2 separate regions of the Homo sapiens genome follow, and region 2 is linked to region 1. Evidence: chromatin loops called from intact Hi-C (ENCODE). Cell type or tissue: endothelial cell of umbilical vein. All regions are shown on one strand. Links, peaks and the distances in the headings refer to the core of each region. The heading gives the core; the rest is flanking DNA.

Region 1 (8,334 bases), core at 272-8,271:
AAATATGGTTAGTTTTTAATTTTAACCATTACAATAGGTGTTTACTGGTATCCCATTGTGGTTTTTATTTGCATTTCCCTAATAAATAATTGTATTGAGCTTTTATACACGTGCTTATTTGCCATCCAAATATCTTATTTGTTAAAATTTTGCTTACATCTTTTGTTTACTTTAAAAATAAGTTGTTAGTATTCTTGTTACTGTTAAACTATATAAAGAGTTCTTTCTATATTTGGGATATAAGTTCTTTATCAGATATCTGCTTTGCAAATATTTCTTTCCAGCCAATGGTTAGCCTTTTTCATTGTCTGCACAGTGTCTTTTGAAAATCAGAAGTTTTAATTTTGATGAAGACTAATTTATCAATTAGTTCTTTTATGGATCATGCTTTTGGTGTTTTATCTAAGAAACCTTTGCCTGGCCAGGCGTGGTAGCTCACGCCTGTAATCCCAGCATTTTGAGAGGCCAAGACTGATGGATCACCTTAGGTCAGAAGTTCCAGACCAGCCTGGCCAACATGGTGAAACGATGTCTCTACTAAAAATACAAAAAATTAGCCGGGCGTGGTGGCAGGCGCCTGTAGTCCCAGCTACTCGGAAGGCTGAGGCAGGAGAATGACGTGAACCTGGGGGAGGCGGAGCTTGCAGTGAGCCAAGATTGCGCCACGGCACTCCAGCCTGGGCGACAGAGCGAGACTCCGTCTCAAAAAAAAACAACAACAACAAAAAAGAAAAACAAGAACCTTTGTCTAACTTAAGGTCACAAAGATTTTCTCCTGTGTTTTGTACGTTTTGTATTGTTGTTTCTTAAACTTTTTATTTTAACATAACTGTAGATTAACATACAGCTGTGAAATAATACAGATAGATCACATATACCCTTTATGCATTTTTTCCAGTAGTAACATCTTGTATAACTGTAAGAACAGTATCACAACTAGGAAATTGACATTGATACAATCCTCCACTATTATTTAGATCTCAAGAGCTTTACATTTGTGTGTGTGTGTAGTTCTGTGTGATTTTGTCATATGTGTGGATTTATGTGACCAGCACCACAGTCAAGATATAAAACAGTTTTATCAGAAGGATCATTTATGCTAACCTTTTCTAGCCACAACTACCTTCCTTCCTTCCCTATCCCTAATCCCTGGTTACAATTAATCTGATATACATCTCCATGATTTTAGTATTTCAACAGTTTTATATAAATGGAATCATGTAGTACGTAACATTTTGTGGTTGGCTTTTTTCTCTTGGCATAATTATCCCCATTTTCCACTAAGCCTCCCCTTTTGTTTAAGCTGGGTAGAGTCTGGTAAACCTCATTGCAACCCCAAGTGTTCTGATTGATAGGGCAACGGGAAAAGCCTCAGGGAAACATTAGGCAGGAAATGGCACTGCCTTCTACAAGAAATGCCTTAGTTTCTTTACTTGCAAAATGGAGATAAAATTATGTGCCCTGTCTGCTTCACAAGTCTCTTGGGAGATTCTTCTGGAATAATGAATGTGAATGAGCTCTGTAAAATGTACATTGGCATGTACCTGTTATTACTAACGATAAAAGTTTTGTTTATTTGTACTGCCTCATTGTCTATGGAACCCAGGTCTTCTCCCCTTTGGTACTTCAACTTTCTGGTTTGGGCCCATCTTTTCTCACCTGGGGCTTTCTATGTGCTAGATAGCCTGACTCGGCACTTTAGGCATCTGTGCTATCCCTATCACAAATATGGTCTATGAATTCCTGACTCCAGCTCTTACTAGCTTTGTAGTGTTGGAGAAATAATATAACATCCCTAAATCTCAGTTTCTTTATTTGTAAACTGGAGATAAAAATAGTATATAACTCCATAAGGGTTGTTGTGAGAAATGCCATGCTTATGGTATGTGCCTGGCACACCGGAAGTTACTTGCCCAAGGCCACATGGTCAGTATACATCAGAGCTTGGCTAGAGTCCAAGTCTGTGATGCCAAAGATATCATTCAGGATCACTGAATTCTGTGGTCTTTCAATAGCTTACTTGAGTTTTCTGCCTCACCTTGGTTACATACTCCACAAGATGCCAAGAGAACTGAGTTACTTAAATAATTAAAAACAAAATAAAACAAAACACCATGCTTTTAAGGTCTCTCCCTTGTCCAAAGACCTTTGTTTGGTTATCAATGCCAGGGACTCTCTCTACCACTCCAGATTAATTATGCTAACATTCAAGCCTCCTAACAGTGCTAGACAAAACTTATGTGTCAAATATGCCTCACTGCTATGTTTAGCCCACGAGTGCCCTGGCTGTGCCTGGAATTCTGAGCACATACAAAGATGGAGAGGGCTATTGATAGATTGGGTGGTAGAGGGCATTTCCCAGGGGGAAAATAATGGGGGTGAAGACCAGGGGACAGGTAAGCATGATGGTGTATATGGGAAAAAGGAAACAGTCCATCTAACAGCATGTTGGGTACACAAAAAGGGGGAGTTGAAGATGAGACTGGAACATTAGCTGGACTGTGTAGGCCATGAGTGTGGGTCTAAGATGCCTACTTCCTGTTTAATAGGCAATTAGGAATCCTCGGACATGATGTCAGAGCTAAGGACATGGCCACCTGTGCCCCTGCAGGACATCTTGGCTCAGTTTTCACTCAGACTGTCTCAGGGTTTCCATAGTTAGTCTGGGGTAGACTCTCAGCACTCCCACCCCATGTCCTTCCCCTCATGGTCTCTGGGAGGCCCAGCCTCACTCACTATCAGAAGAGTGCTATCAGCAGTCTCATACCACTGAGATGCTGCAACCTGAAGACCAGAGAAAGCTTCTGGAATGCAACATGACCACAAGATCTCATTCTCTCCGCTTGTCTACATGGAAATCTCTATGCCTCATAGCTGTAAAATGGAGATAACAGCACCTGCTTTAGAGGAGTGCTATGTGGATTAAGTAAGATAATGTAAGAAGAGTGCATAGCATAGGCACTAATCTGCCCTGGCCTTCCCTCCAGCACATTCCATACACAGACTTGTCCAGTGTGTGGGCATCACCTGAGAAGTAGCCACTCAGTTTATGTCTTTCAGAAAACACAAACAATCCGTGGTCACAGAACAGAGATAACTGGTGATTCAGATTTCCAGTACATTAGAAGGCACCTGCGAAGGTACTTCCCTTCGCCTCCTGGGAGCCATCAGTGAGCTCTCCAGGAGAGCAGTATGATGCAGAGAAAGAAACAAAGGAGATGCAGATAGTCATGTTTCTCCTCATTCACGGGGTGAACTTGGGCAGCACCTCCCTTTCTCTGATCCTCAGTTGCTTTGTTGAAATAGGGTTGATGTGAGGGGCCAGTGAGATAATGCAGGTAAAGTGCTGCATGGTGGCCAGCACTATTAGCTCCTGATGGGGGCTGATTCTCCCACGTGGGTGCCTGTGAGACTCAACTAAGGGGAGGAGCAGTCAGGATGGTCAGAAGCTCCCTTGTTGCTTTCTAGGCCCTTGCTGTGACCCATCCCTCTGGGACTGGCTCTGTTGTAAGGGTAAAGAAGTTCTGTGACATCCATGTGCCATGTCACTTTCCACCTGGTAGCAGAGGCAGGCACATCAGCTCCTTGGCTCTGTGCTGGTTCTGCTGGAAGGTTTTATAAGAGCACACTGTCCAGTAGAAATGTAGTGTGAGCTGCATGTGTAAGTTTAAGTTTTCTGGTAATTACGTTAAAAAGAATAAAAAGCAGGTGAAAATAATTGTAATATATTTATTTTATTTAACCCAATAGAGGTTGAGTATTCCTAATCTGAAAGTCTAAAATTCAAAATGCACCAAAACCCAAAATGGGCATTGACATGATGCTCAAAGGATATGCTCACTGGAGCATTTCAGATTTTGGATATTGGGATTAGGATGCTCAACCAGTAAGTATAATGTTAATGTGTCAAGCCCCCCGCTCCCCACCCCCCGCAAAAAATCAGAAATTTGAAACATTTCTGGTCCCAAGCATAGAAAAGAGATACTCAACCCATATATTCAAAATATTATCATTATAATATGTAATCAATATTAAAACATTAATGAGTTTTTTTATATGAAGTCTTCAAAGTACCATGTGTGTCATAAACACATCATGGAAAATAGTCTTAATTAGGACAAGTCACATTTCAAGAACTCAAATAGCCATTACTATGTGGCGGCTGATAGCTTCCTCATTGGAGAGTTTATGGCTTAGACTCGGCTTCCTGGAAACAGAGCCATGCTGCCATCTGGTGGTTACTTTGTCAAATAACTCCTCAGGCATCCACCCTGGGCTGGCCCCGTCGAGGTCAATGAAGACAGAAGTTACATCCTTCCCGCCCTTCGGTGCCCTCAACCTAGAGTTCAGAGCAAAGGATGCAAAGTCCCGGAAGAGAAGCCTATCTACATGCCCTGAGATTTGAAAGTGAAAAGGCTGTAACATGAGGAAATCTTTCACAGATGTGGAGATGAGAAGGGGAAATCACCAGCTTGGGGTCATGTGATAAATTCGTAGCTGCCCTGAGGTGAGGACAGCCTTGGCCCAGCCACCAGAGTATCGTACCTAGACCGAGGCAATTGCCTAGAAAATATTGGGGATTTTTTCGTTGTTTTTTGTTTGTTTGTTTTTTTACAAAGTAATGAATCCATTCACGTTTCAAAATGCAAAAGCAGAGTTTCCCATCCCCACGAATCCTAACTACCCAGTTCCCCTTTAGTGAGGCATCACAGGTAATGCTGTGATAAGCTTGTACACTTTATTATTATTATTTTGAGACAGAGTCTTAAGGCTGGAGTGCAGTGGCGTTGATAGAGACAGGAGGCAGCCAAGGCACGCCCCCACCCTCGGACCCCCGACACCCACCTTTAAGGCTGAAAAACCAGACTGCCGGTCCAGATGAAGCCCGCCCTTTGCCCTACTGACTCTTTCTGAATACTGCCCACCTGCGAACTGGGAGGACTGGGTGGGGCCTCGGGAAGTTAACACCGTTTGTAGCAGGAGGGGCCTGGCCTCTGCTGTTCCTGTGTGGTAACCTGGGATTCAATCAGTCAGGTGGAGAGCCTGTTAGCAGGACTCCATCTCACTTTACTGAGTTGTTTTTCCTTTCTGCCCAATAAATTCCATTCCCCCTCACCCTTCAAAGTGTCTGTGAGCCTAATCGTTCCTGGTCGTGTGACAAGAACCTGGTTTGTCCTACAACAGCGTGATCACAGCTCACTGCAGCCTCGACCTCCTAAGCTCAAGGGATCCTCCCACCTCAGCCTCCTGGGTAGTTGGGATACAGGCATGAGCCACCACACGTGGCTAATTTTTGGTATTTTATGTAGAGACAGTTTCACCATGTTGCCTAGGCTACTCTCAAACTCCTGGGCTCAAGCAATCTCCCCTCCTTGGCCTCCCAAAATGTTGGGATTACAGGCATGAGCCACCATGCCCAGCCCCACATATTATTTTTACATGTGCAAGTATATCCATAGACTATACGGGTATACTATTCAAGAATAGTTTCTTGAAATGGAGTTGTTGGGCCCAAGGATATGTGCCTATGTAATTTTGATAGATAAAGAATATCTTTTTTAAAAATCAGCTTTTAAAGATACAATCTACATATAAAAATTCACTATTTTAAGTGTACAGTTTGACAAATGTGTATAGTTCTGTAACCACCACCACGATCATGATGTAGAACATTGCCATCACTCCAGGAAGTTCCCTAGTGGTCCTTAGCAGTTAATTTCCCCACTCCCACCTCAGCCTCTGACAACTACTGATCTGGATTCTGCCCTTATAATTATAGTGGCCTTTTCCAGAATATCATAGAAATGCAATAGAATGTAATCTTTTCTGTCTGGATATTTTCACTTTGCATATAGATCATGCAGTTCATCCATATTGTTGCATGTATGATGTATCAAAGTACAGCAGATCCTTGAATAATATTTTGTCGAACATTGTTTTACTATAATGTTGACGAGAAAAAAAAAATCAATTCCCTGCTGAGGCCACTGTCTGTGTGATGTTTGCACATTTTCCCCACGCCTGGATTGATTTTCTCTGAGTATTCCAGATTACTCCCACATCCCCAAAGATGTACACGCTAGGTTAATTGTTACATCTACATGGTCCCAGTGTGAGTGAGCTTGGGTGTATGAGTGTGGCTCAGGATGGGACGGCATCCTGTCTGGAGTTGGCTCCCGCCTTGCACTCTGAGCTGCTGGGATAGGTTCCAGCCACCTGCAACCCTGAACTGGAATAAGCAGGTTGGAAAGTGGATGAATGAGTGAATACAAATTATTGTTAAAAGAATTTCTGTAAAGTATATGATAATCCTACAATGCATGACATCAAAGAAAACAGTCTGAAAGCTCTCAGCAAGCCCTCTGTATTTGTGATTGTTTTTGAACTGCATGGTCGTAGGAGATGCTCCTGATAATTTTTGCTTTGCAAACATTTATTCTTTGATTCAATCCACCACCACTATGAACACTGTCACTTACTGATTCACCAAAAGTTGTGTAAATAATGATCTTACTTGTTTTTATTAATCTTTCTCAAATGTATGTATAGCTCACTTCTATTTCAATGTTTAATATTAGAAGTATTTGAAGTCTTTATTTAGATATTTCATGATGTTTTAATGACAGAAATATGCCATAGGAACTTAACTCTTATATACATCAATTAGCCTATGGTAAAATTGGTTTCATTATATGTCATTTCACTTAAAGTTGTTATTTCCAAGAACCTATTGATGTTAAGTGAGGACTTTCTGCAATACCTTTTTTAAATTGTTAAGTGATATCATATTCTATAGATATATCAGTTTATCTGTTTACCAGGTGATGGACATTTTGTTTCCAGTTTGGGATTTCTATGAATAAAGCTTCTATGAACATTCAAGTATTTTTTTTTCCCCCCGAGACGGAGTTTCGCCCTTTTTACCCAGCCTGGAGTGCAATGGCATAATCTTGGCTTACTGCAACCTCTGCCTCCTGGGTTCAGGCGATTCTCCTGCCTCAGCCTCCCTGGTAGCTGGGATTACAGGCATGCACTACCATGCCTGGCTAATTTTTGCATTTTTAGTAGAAACGGGGTTTCACCATGTTGGTCAGGCTGGTCTGGAACTCCTGACCTCAGGTGATCTGCCCGCCTCAGCCTCCCAAATTGCTGGGATTAAAGGCGTGAGACACTGCGCCCAGCCAAACATTTGTCTTTAAAGTTTCCTTTCTCCTGAGAAAATACCTAGAAGTGGAATTTCTGGGTCAAATGAGAAGTGAATGTTTAGCTTTGTAAGAAACTGCCAGAGGTTCCAAGATGGCCAAATAGGAACAGCTCCAGTCTACAGCTCCTAGTATGAGCGATGCAGAAGATGGGTGATTTCTGCATTTCCAACTGAGGTACTGGGTTCATCTCACTGCGGCTTTTTGGACAGTGGGTGCAGGACAGTGAGTGCAGCCCACGGAGTGTGAGCTGAAGCAGGGTGAGGCGTTGCCTCACCAAGGAAGCACAAGGGGTCAGGGAATTCCCTTTCCTAGCCAAGGGAAGCTGTGACAGACGGCACCTGGAAAAATTGGGACACTCCCACCCTAATACTTTGCTTTTCTAACGGTCTTAGAAAATGGCACACCAGGAGATTATATCCCGCACATGGCTTGGAGGGTCCCACGCCCACAGAGCCTCGCTTACTGCTAGCACAACAGTATGAGATCAAACTGCAAGGCAGCAATGAGGCTTGGGGAGGGGCACCTGCCATTGCTGAGGCTTGAGTAGGTAAACAAAGCGGCCGGGAAGCTCTAACTGGGTGCAGCCCACTGAAGCTCAAGGAGGCCTGCCTGCCTCTGTAGACTCCACCTCTGGGGGCAGGGCATAGCTGAACAAAAAGCAGCAGAAACTTCTGCAGACTTAAAAGTCCCTGTCTGACAGCTTTGAAGAGAGTAGTGGTTCTCCCAGCATGGAGTTTGAGATCTGAGAATGGACAGACTGCCTCCTCAAGTGGGTCCCTGACCCCCGAGTAGTCTAACTGGGAGGAACCTCCCAGTAGGGGTTGACCAACACCTCATACAGTCGGGTGCCCCTCTGAGATGAAGCTTCTAGAGGAACGATCAGACAGCAACATTTGCTGTTCTGCAGTATTTGCTGTTCTGCAGCCTCTGCTGGTGATACCCAGGCAAACAGGGTCTGGAGTGAGCCTCCAGCAAACTCCAACAGACCTGCAGCTGAGGGTCCTGACTGTTAGAAGGAAAACTAACAAACAGAAAGGACATACACACAAAAACCCCATCTGTATGTCACCATCATCAAAGACCAAAGGTAGATAAAACCACAAAGATGGGGAGAAACCAAAGCAGAAAA
Region 2 (8,334 bases), core at 254-8,253, 530 kb before region 1:
CTCCAGGGGCGCCTGGAGCTGACCATAGAAAGTGATGTTTCTAGCAACATGAGCAGAGGTAGAGGCAGGCAGCAAGACCCTGGGGTTGTCAGACATGGGCCCTGTGGGCTGAACAGAAAGGAGAGTCTGCAGCGGCTCAGAGCAGGGCCCTGGGGCCACCGTCACAGTGGAGGGATGCGTCAGGCCCTTGGGGAGCCCCGCAGTTCGGGAGCAGGTGGAGTGAGCTCTCCAGGACTACAGCCTGCTGCTGGTTGGCCAGAGGCGAGGGACTCTTCCCCTGCCCCTGCCATGTGCCCATCATCTCCATGCCTGGTGGGGAGCTCAGAAACTCGGCCAGGTCAGTCTATTCTGCAGGACCCTGCCTATATATGTGCCCACATCCTTTCGCCCCGGCTGGACCCAGAGCCGGTCCCTGAACCTGCAGTTGGCAAAACAGGGTTCAATTTGCGAACCTTTGGGGCCATACCCAGAATAACCACCGGGGGGCAGGGCAGGGCCGGGAACAAGGAGGACAATTGTGTGAGGTTATTTAGTGCCTGGGGCTGGGGCGGGTGCTGGGACTTAAGGGCTAATGGCAGGCGTGATGGTAACTATGGGCCAAAACAACAACAACAACAAAAAAACAAGCATGCTGTGAGTGCTGGGAAGGAAGGCGACAGTAAAAATCAGCTCAGCTTAGTCATTGATGCACATGTGCTCTGTTACCTTGTTCATGCTTCACAGTCGCCCCCCAAGGGAGATCCCCTGAGCGTCTCTATTTTACTGATGAAGAAACTGAGGCACAGAGTCTCTCAGCTGCTAGAGCAGGAATTTACGTCCAAGCAGGTCAGCTCCAGGGCCTTTGGGCTTATAAGTGAGACCTGCAGAGAGACATTCTGCAGCCAGCAGCCAGGAGGCAGCTTGCAAGGCCTGCGGAAGGAGGGCTGTGGGTGTGGGGCAAGGGGCGGTGCAGGAGCAAAGGCCCTGAGGTGTATGGCTGCAGCGAGGGCCTGAGCCAGTGGAAGAGCAGGGTGTAGCTCGGAGCTCAGCTAAGGGGCACCAGCGCTGTCTCCACAGCGGCTCTCTCTTTACCACCCCTTTCCCCTAGATAGGCAGGTCTCTTTCCCCTGCCTGCCCCAGCCTAGCCTAGCCTGAGCTCTGTGCCCATCCCAGACTCTGCACAGCCCTGGGCAAGGAGCCTGATTTGTGGATGGTGACACTGAGGCAGGTCTTGTCAAAGACATATGGCTGCCAAGGGTCTCTGCCCTCCTTGTTCGCAGTATCAAGAGGCTGGAGGGTAGTGTGGAAGGGAGAGTTGAGAGGGCTTACGGTACAGGGTTAAAAAGAGAGAGAGAGATGTTGCTGATTTTAAAATCCAAGCTGTGTTCCAGTCTTCGCGAAAACAGTCTCCTTAATAATAATTCCCAGTGGTGACGGTGACATAAGTACTCAGACGGAAGGTCTCAGATATCCGGGTCCAATACCGCTGGTCTTGTCCAGTGACCCTGTGGCCAGTGTGGTCACAGTTCCTGAGCACCTACTGTGTGCTATGCAGGGCACTACAAGCTTTCCTCTGGCTGGCTGACCACTTAGCATGCTCCCTAAGCCCCGGCCCATGGAGGGAACAGGGCTGGGTCATGGGCTGGGCAGGCTTAGACAGTCTGGCCTGGGGGGCCTTTGAGCAGAGCCTTGAGAGCCTGAGAGAAGAGTGTAAGCAGAGGGGACAGCCTGTGCCAAGGCCCTCAGGCAGGAGCCAGCTTGCTGGGGAAGAGCCAGGAGGCAGTTAGGTGAGGAGAGGGCACTGAGAGCCAGCAGGGCCAGGGTTAGAGGGAGGCTTCATCCCCTCAAGCCCTTGGCAGGTCCTTGCCCAGCCTGGCTGTGTGGCCTTGGAGGACAGCCTCAGCCTCCTCATCTCCAGAGTGGGGGTGATGGCGCTGACCCACATAGAGTTGCTCCAGGGCCCACGCTTCCCTGTGTGCCCCCCACTTCCCAACAGCCCCTTGTGGAGCACTCTTCTACCCTTCTGCAAGCCCTGCTCAGAGGGTCTTGCTCACTGTGTGACCTTGGGCAGGTCACTTTCCTTCTCTGGGCCTCTTTTTTTTCCCTCTGCCTTGCTGACGGCAAGGCTGCCTCCACCCGGAGGGGCAGGGGAGGTTCCCACTGGAGCTGAGGCAGGGGAGAGGTGTCCTCACCCAGGCCTTGACTTCTGCCCTCTAGGCCTTATCGAGAGTGGTGATGGCCTGCAGCGCTGCCTTGGGCGACCAGGCCTGGCCCGAGAGCTTCCGTGGGTGGACCTGGCACTGAAGCACAGTAGGAGGTGCAGGGGAAACCATGTCCTGGACCTCAGGCCTGTACTGATGCTTAAACACTTACTGATTTCCAGTTTTCGGTTCTTTCTCACATTTTGCAGTACATTTTTTTCTTGGCCGCAACTTAAAGTTTTTGTCTGCAGAGCCCTGTGGCCAGAGGGACTGGCTGTGGTGACTGGGGTGCAAGGTGGGGTGCCCTCAGGGGCCCAGCTGGGCTGCGGATGCCTGATGGATGCCCCCTGGCAAGCCCCAGCTGCCCCATTGAGCCACCCATTGCCCTTGAACCCTCTTCCAGGCCGAGTCCCACCGTTGCCTCATCCAAACAACCCCAGCGATGCCACCTCGGTAGAAAAATGATGCTGTTCCATTAACATCTGACACGGATTTGCAGGCCCCAAACAGACGAGCGAGCTGTAAACACCCGGTGCTGGCTGGGCCCTCGCCCGGCCTCCAAGTAGGATCCTTGTCATTAATCGTCCTCCCGCCGGCCAGGCTGGGCCCTGGGCCCCACTGTCCAGCCAGTGCTATTCCAAAATCAGAATCCTCCTTGTCCCCTGCAAACTGCATTTACCAAACAATGGACTCGCCGGCTTCGCAGGCAGGAGCAGAAAGAGAGCGTGCACCCCACTTCTGGTGCTGATGTGGGTGGTGGAGGTCCTGGTGCTGCCTTTGCCCACTGTATGACCTGGGGCCTTGACTTCCTGCCTATAAAATACAGCAATACCCCTGGTTTCCTGAGGGTCTTGTGAGAATGAGAATCGAGGGCCTGGTGTGCCACGATTCCACCTGCCCGGTGTGCTCTTGGGGACAAGTCTCTCAGGCTGCCTGGTTGGGAAGGGTGGGCTGCCAAAGGGGCCGGCAGCTCCACAGAGCCCTCTTGTCAGCACGCCCTGCCTGGGAGCAGCCCACTGCGGTGCTGGGTGATTTCTGCTCATTGTGGCTGATTTAATAAGTGTGTGAGGCCACCTCCATGTTGTTACCTATATCTTTTTATCCAGAAGAGGAAGGATTTTGTCCATGTGTTGTCCAGGAGTACCATGTGTGTACACCAATGTGAGGTTTTGTCCACTTGTGAAAGGGAAATCTTACATAAATGTGCAGTGACTCACATATTTGGTAGAGGAAGCTTTGGTCTGCGACATGCCCAGGAGTACATTTGTATTTCCTTCCTTCCGTCTTGGGCTCCTTTCTGTTAGAGTTTAGGAAAACTACATGTCTGTGCCTCCAGGGGGCCATCGGCATCTCTGCTCTGCTCCCTGGGCTGGCAGGGACCCCAGTGGGGACAATCATCTTACCTTCCAGCGCCATCAGGATTACAGAGGTAAGCCACCTTAGCTCAGTGTCAGACGTTTACTGGGATTATTATCATTGCTCAAAAAAGCCATTTATTTCACCTTTACATCTGGGGAAAAAGACAGTCCTGTTTCCTTATTATTTACTTTTTAAACCACGCAGCTCTGCTCCACTGGGATGTATTGTAATTTGCTGCAGAGCACTGGGATCGCCCTGATATATTCCCCGTTGGTATCCAGGTATTTGTGGCACATAAATACACAGAAATTACTTTCCCTGAAGATGGGATTTTCCCGGTGTAAAAGTTTAATCAATGTCTGGACTCTGCTTGTCCAGGGTTTCCAGGTGCAATGCTGGAATATGTTCCCAATCTACCAGATCCTTATTGTCCTCCTTGGATTGATGAGCTGCAAACCCATGAAGCAAACCTGAAGGCTGTTGATGACCTCAGGCTGCATCCACTTTCCCTGTTCAGGGAGGAGGGGTGCGATCTCCTGGTCAAACCCTCCCTTTTCCCCCAGCTCAATGCAGACACTCTCTGGGCTTAGCTCTCCACTTCACTCTGGGGCGGGTCATGGGGTGGGGGGGGTGTGCAATCTCCCAGGACCCCCTACACCAGCCCTGCCCTGTCTAGGTCTCCTGATTCCCTTCTTTATTGCTCCAAATTCAGCTTTGAAACAGTATTTCCTCTGGTCACTTTCCTGCTCAACCACCATCTGTGGCTCTTCACTGTTACAGGATCCTGACACTCTGTGTCAAACAAAGGATCCTCCATTGTTTTGTACTACAACTCTCACAGCCCCAGCAGGGCATCCTTTGCGCAGTCATCAGGCCTCCCCAGGCCCATTTCACCCCTGAGGATGGTCTCCATTTGACCTCATGTTAGCTGGCGCTGGGGCCACAGTGGTGAGCCAGCTGTGGTCTTCCCCTTGGGGAGCCCCAGCTCCTGGGCAGGTAAGGGCCTCAGTGGTCAGTGGGTAGCAAGGTGAAAGGAATGGCCAGGGACCCTGGAGGAGAAAAGGATTGGAGACCAAGGTAAGGAGGGGCACACAGGGAATTTTAGAAGAGGAAGTGCCAGAATGGAGTCTGACAAGAAGAGACTGTGATTCCAGGTGGGGAAAGAGAGTGTCAGAGGAAGGGGCTCCAGGCAGAGGTACCCATGAGTGCACAGTAGGGTCCAGAGTGAGAGCAGGGAAGGACAGGGGGCAGGTCTGGCGACTGGCCAGGCTGCTGGAGAAGTGCGACGTGTATGGGGCAGGGGCTGGGCCCCAGGCTGCGCAGGGTCCTGGGGCAGGTGGGGATGGAGGAAGGAGCTGCATTGAGCTTGGCCCTGCAGATGTGGATTAGGACACACAATGTATCTGAGTGGCCCTTCTGGGGTCTGCGGTTATCGCTGTTGCCTCCTCCGAGACCCTAGTGATTCAAGGCCTGAGGGTGCACAGGCAGGCAGTCAGGGGCATGGTCAGGTAGCAGGGGGCTGGGTCTGGCCACCTCTACCACAGTGGGCTTGGCTGGCCTAAACAGGCAGGCCAGGGGCTCCTGGAAGTCTAGATGGCAGAGGGCAAGGCTTGGGATTGTCCAACCACAGCCTGTGCCAGACAAGTGGCCTCTGGCCCTCCATCCCATACTCCTCTGAGGGTGACCATGTCTATCCTGGGTGCTCAGCCCAAACTCGGCTAGACTGCGAATTGGAAGCTGCCTTCCTGGGCCAGCCTTAGGGATGGGGCCTGGAGAAAAGATTTCCCCTCTGGCCTCAGTCTTAGCTCTGGGTCCGAGGCCATAGACCAAACCAAAGAGAAGTAGGAACACAGCTCTGAGGCTGTCAGCTATTGTCTATGGCCCCCATCCCCTGGCAGTACAGTAAGCAACTGAGGCCAAGTGACACCAAGTGACATGGGTGTTCTCATGGCCCATCCAAAAGCAATCATACTTCAGGCTTGTGGGAGAGACAGATCCTCCCCCACTAGGAAGCCCTGTGGAAGTCCAGGTAATGAGAGCATTGAGATTTGAGCAGGATGCTTCAGGGTGGATTACTGAGTTAGAAGCTCCTTCGAGAAGCAGAAGTGGGAACAGATGGTAAGGGTTGAGGGACCAAGAAGAAGGGAGGTGGTTAACAAGTCTTGAGCTGGGGCCAAGGCCAGAGTCATGAAGAGGACAGCATAGATTTGAGAGCCACCTGTCCTCCTATAAATCCTGGGAAGCTTGGAGAAAATGCCTAGCTAAGAGAAATGAAACCAACTGAGGAACAGACCTCCCATTCCCCAGAGCGGGACCATCCAGTAGAACACTCTGCAATGACAGAAATGTTCATATCGTGCCATCGAGCACTTGAAATGTGACTAGTGTGACTAAGTTATGAATTTAATTTTTTTCTCTTTTTTCAAAATTGAGTGGATCTGTGGAACAAAATTTTAAATTTTATTTAATTTTAAATTAATCATGTGAAAAATCAAAGAAACAGAAAATAGAAATGCAAAAGAGGAAAATCAATGAAACAAAAAATGGGTTCTTTGAAAAGATCCATAACATTGATAAACCTCTAGCTAGAAAGATTAAGAAAAAAATGTAGAAGGCACAAATTACTATTATCACAAACAGAGGAGTGGCCATTACTACAGATCCCGCAGGCATTAAAAGAATAACAAGTGAGTATTAGGATCAAGCTTATACAAATAAGTTTGACGAATTAGATGGAAAAATTCCTTGAAAAGCACAAGTAACCAAAACTGATGCAAAAATAGAAAATCTGATTAGCTCTTGCCATATTAAAATTGAATTCATAATTAAATGTCTTCCAACATTTTATAAAGATATGGTATATAAACTCTTTCAGAAAATAGAGGACGAGGCAAAACCTCTCATTTTACAAGGCCAGCATTACCCTGGTATCAAAATTATAGACATTAAAAATAAATTACAAAGAAAACTATACACTTATATTTCTTATGTATGCAGTCACAGATTCTCCACAAAATACTAGAAAACTAAATCCAACAATATATACAAAGGATAATACATCATGTTGAAGTGATGTTTATCTCAAATCAATCAGTGTAACCACACTAAGAGAATAAAGAAGGAAACCATATGACTAAAAATCACTCGATAAAACTGAATACCCATTCAAGACAAAAGTTTCCAGAAATGTAGAATTAGAAGGGAATGTCCTCAGCCTGATAAAGGGCATCGATGCATACTTTGTGGTAAGGAGAATGAACACTTTCCCCCAAGAACAGAATTGAAGTAAGAATATCCACTCTTAGCACTTCTATTCAGCTTTGTACTTAGCCAATGTAATAAGGCAAGAAAAATAAATTATAAAAAACATTTTAGATGGCACTCACAGATGGCATTATTATATTTGTAGAAATTCCTCAGGAATCTAGTAAAGAGCTACTGGAACTGTTTTGAGCAAAGACCTGGAGCATGAATCAGTTTTGTGTGTAATGGCCAAAGGAGGAGGCAAAGAGAAAAAGTAATAAGACTGGAAAGATTGGCAAAAGCCAGTTTATCAAGGTTATAGAATACAAGTTCAATACTAAAAAGTCAATTGTATTTCTATAGGCTAGCAATGAACAAATGGAAAATGGAATTATAAAGCAATACTTTTTACAATAGCATAATAAAGATGAAATATTTTGGGATGAATTTAACAAAAATATTTGCAAAGCCTATACCCTAAAAACTACCAAAACTGTCAAGAGAAACTGAAGAAGGCTTTAAACGGACAGACAAAGTGTGTTTACAAATTGGAAGAGTCACTATTTTTAAGATTTTATTTCCCCCAAACCAATCTATTCACTTATTGCATTTCAATCTTGGCAATATTTTTGATAGAAATTGAAAGATATTGACATAGAAATATGAAGGACCTAGAACATCCAAAACAAATAATTTTCCAAAAGAACAAACTTGGAGAACTACACTGGTTGATGTCAAGAGTGAATATAAAGTTATAAAGACTTCTTATTAGCTGGGTAAATAAAACAGTGTAGTAGATAAAGAAAAATGCAAATGAATGGAATATTCAGAAATTAATTCACATGCATATGGTTAATTGAGTTTTAACAAAAGTATGAGGGCATCTCAATATGGAAAAGGAATGTCTGTTCAACAAATGATGCTGGAAAACTAGACATCTGCCTAAGGGCAAAAAAGTGAACTTTTACTCTTAACTCATACCATACACAAAAATTAAGGCCAAAGGGATTCAAGGCCTAAACTTAAATGTTAAAGCAATACATTTTCTAGAAGAAAACATAGGAGAAATCTTAATAAACTTGTATAGGCAAAGGCTTCTTAGACTGAACACAAAAAGAACAAAACGTAAAATAAAAAAATTGACAAGCTGGACTTCAAAATACATTTTTTTGTAAGTTTCTAATAAAAAAATTAAAAGGTAAGCCATGGGAAAGCTATAAACCTACAGATAGAAGAAGCTAAATGAATTTCAAATAGGATAAACCTAAAGAAATCCACACCAACCAAGACACATTACATTTAAACTTATGAAAGTTACAAAGACAATGTCTTTTTGAAAAAAGTCTGAGAAATGGCACATCACCTACAAAGGAGCACCAATTCAAATAACAGCAGATTCTTCATCTGAAACCATGGAGTTCAGAAGGAAGTGGTGCAACAGTTTTCAAGTGAAAGAAAAGAGCTGTCAACCCCAAATCCTGTACTTAGTGAAACTATCTTTCATGAATGAAGAGGAAATAAAGACACTCTCAGATGATCAAACACTAAGATA

The links. Peaks named below come from ENCODE experiments on the same cell type or tissue, not always from the same donor. Only the 100,000 strongest peaks of a DNase experiment are listed, where the experiment ranks them.
Region 2: a loop joins it to region 1, with 7 times the contacts of the local background. A loop is called at or near these places in 51 of 110 quality-filtered maps.

What each region holds. Positions count from the first base shown.
Region 1 is chr9:94,209,456-94,217,789 of GRCh38, forward strand. All of the region lies in intron 1 of LINC02603 (long intergenic non-protein coding RNA 2603), which reads right to left. Among named protein-coding and RNA genes, the nearest start is that of MIRLET7D, 35 kb to the left of the region's middle. RefSeq lists an enhancer at 2,944-3,506. In endothelial cell of umbilical vein, for the core only: a CTCF peak has its summit at 4,249 (motif pointing left); a DNase peak (open chromatin) is centred at 4,216.
Region 2 is chr9:93,681,849-93,690,182 of GRCh38, forward strand. No RefSeq gene overlaps it. Among named protein-coding and RNA genes, the nearest start is that of MIR548AU, 91 kb to the left of the region's middle. In endothelial cell of umbilical vein, for the core only: CTCF peaks have their summits at 475 (motif pointing right) and 3,516 (motif pointing right); a DNase peak (open chromatin) is centred at 473; H3K27ac peaks cover 464 bases.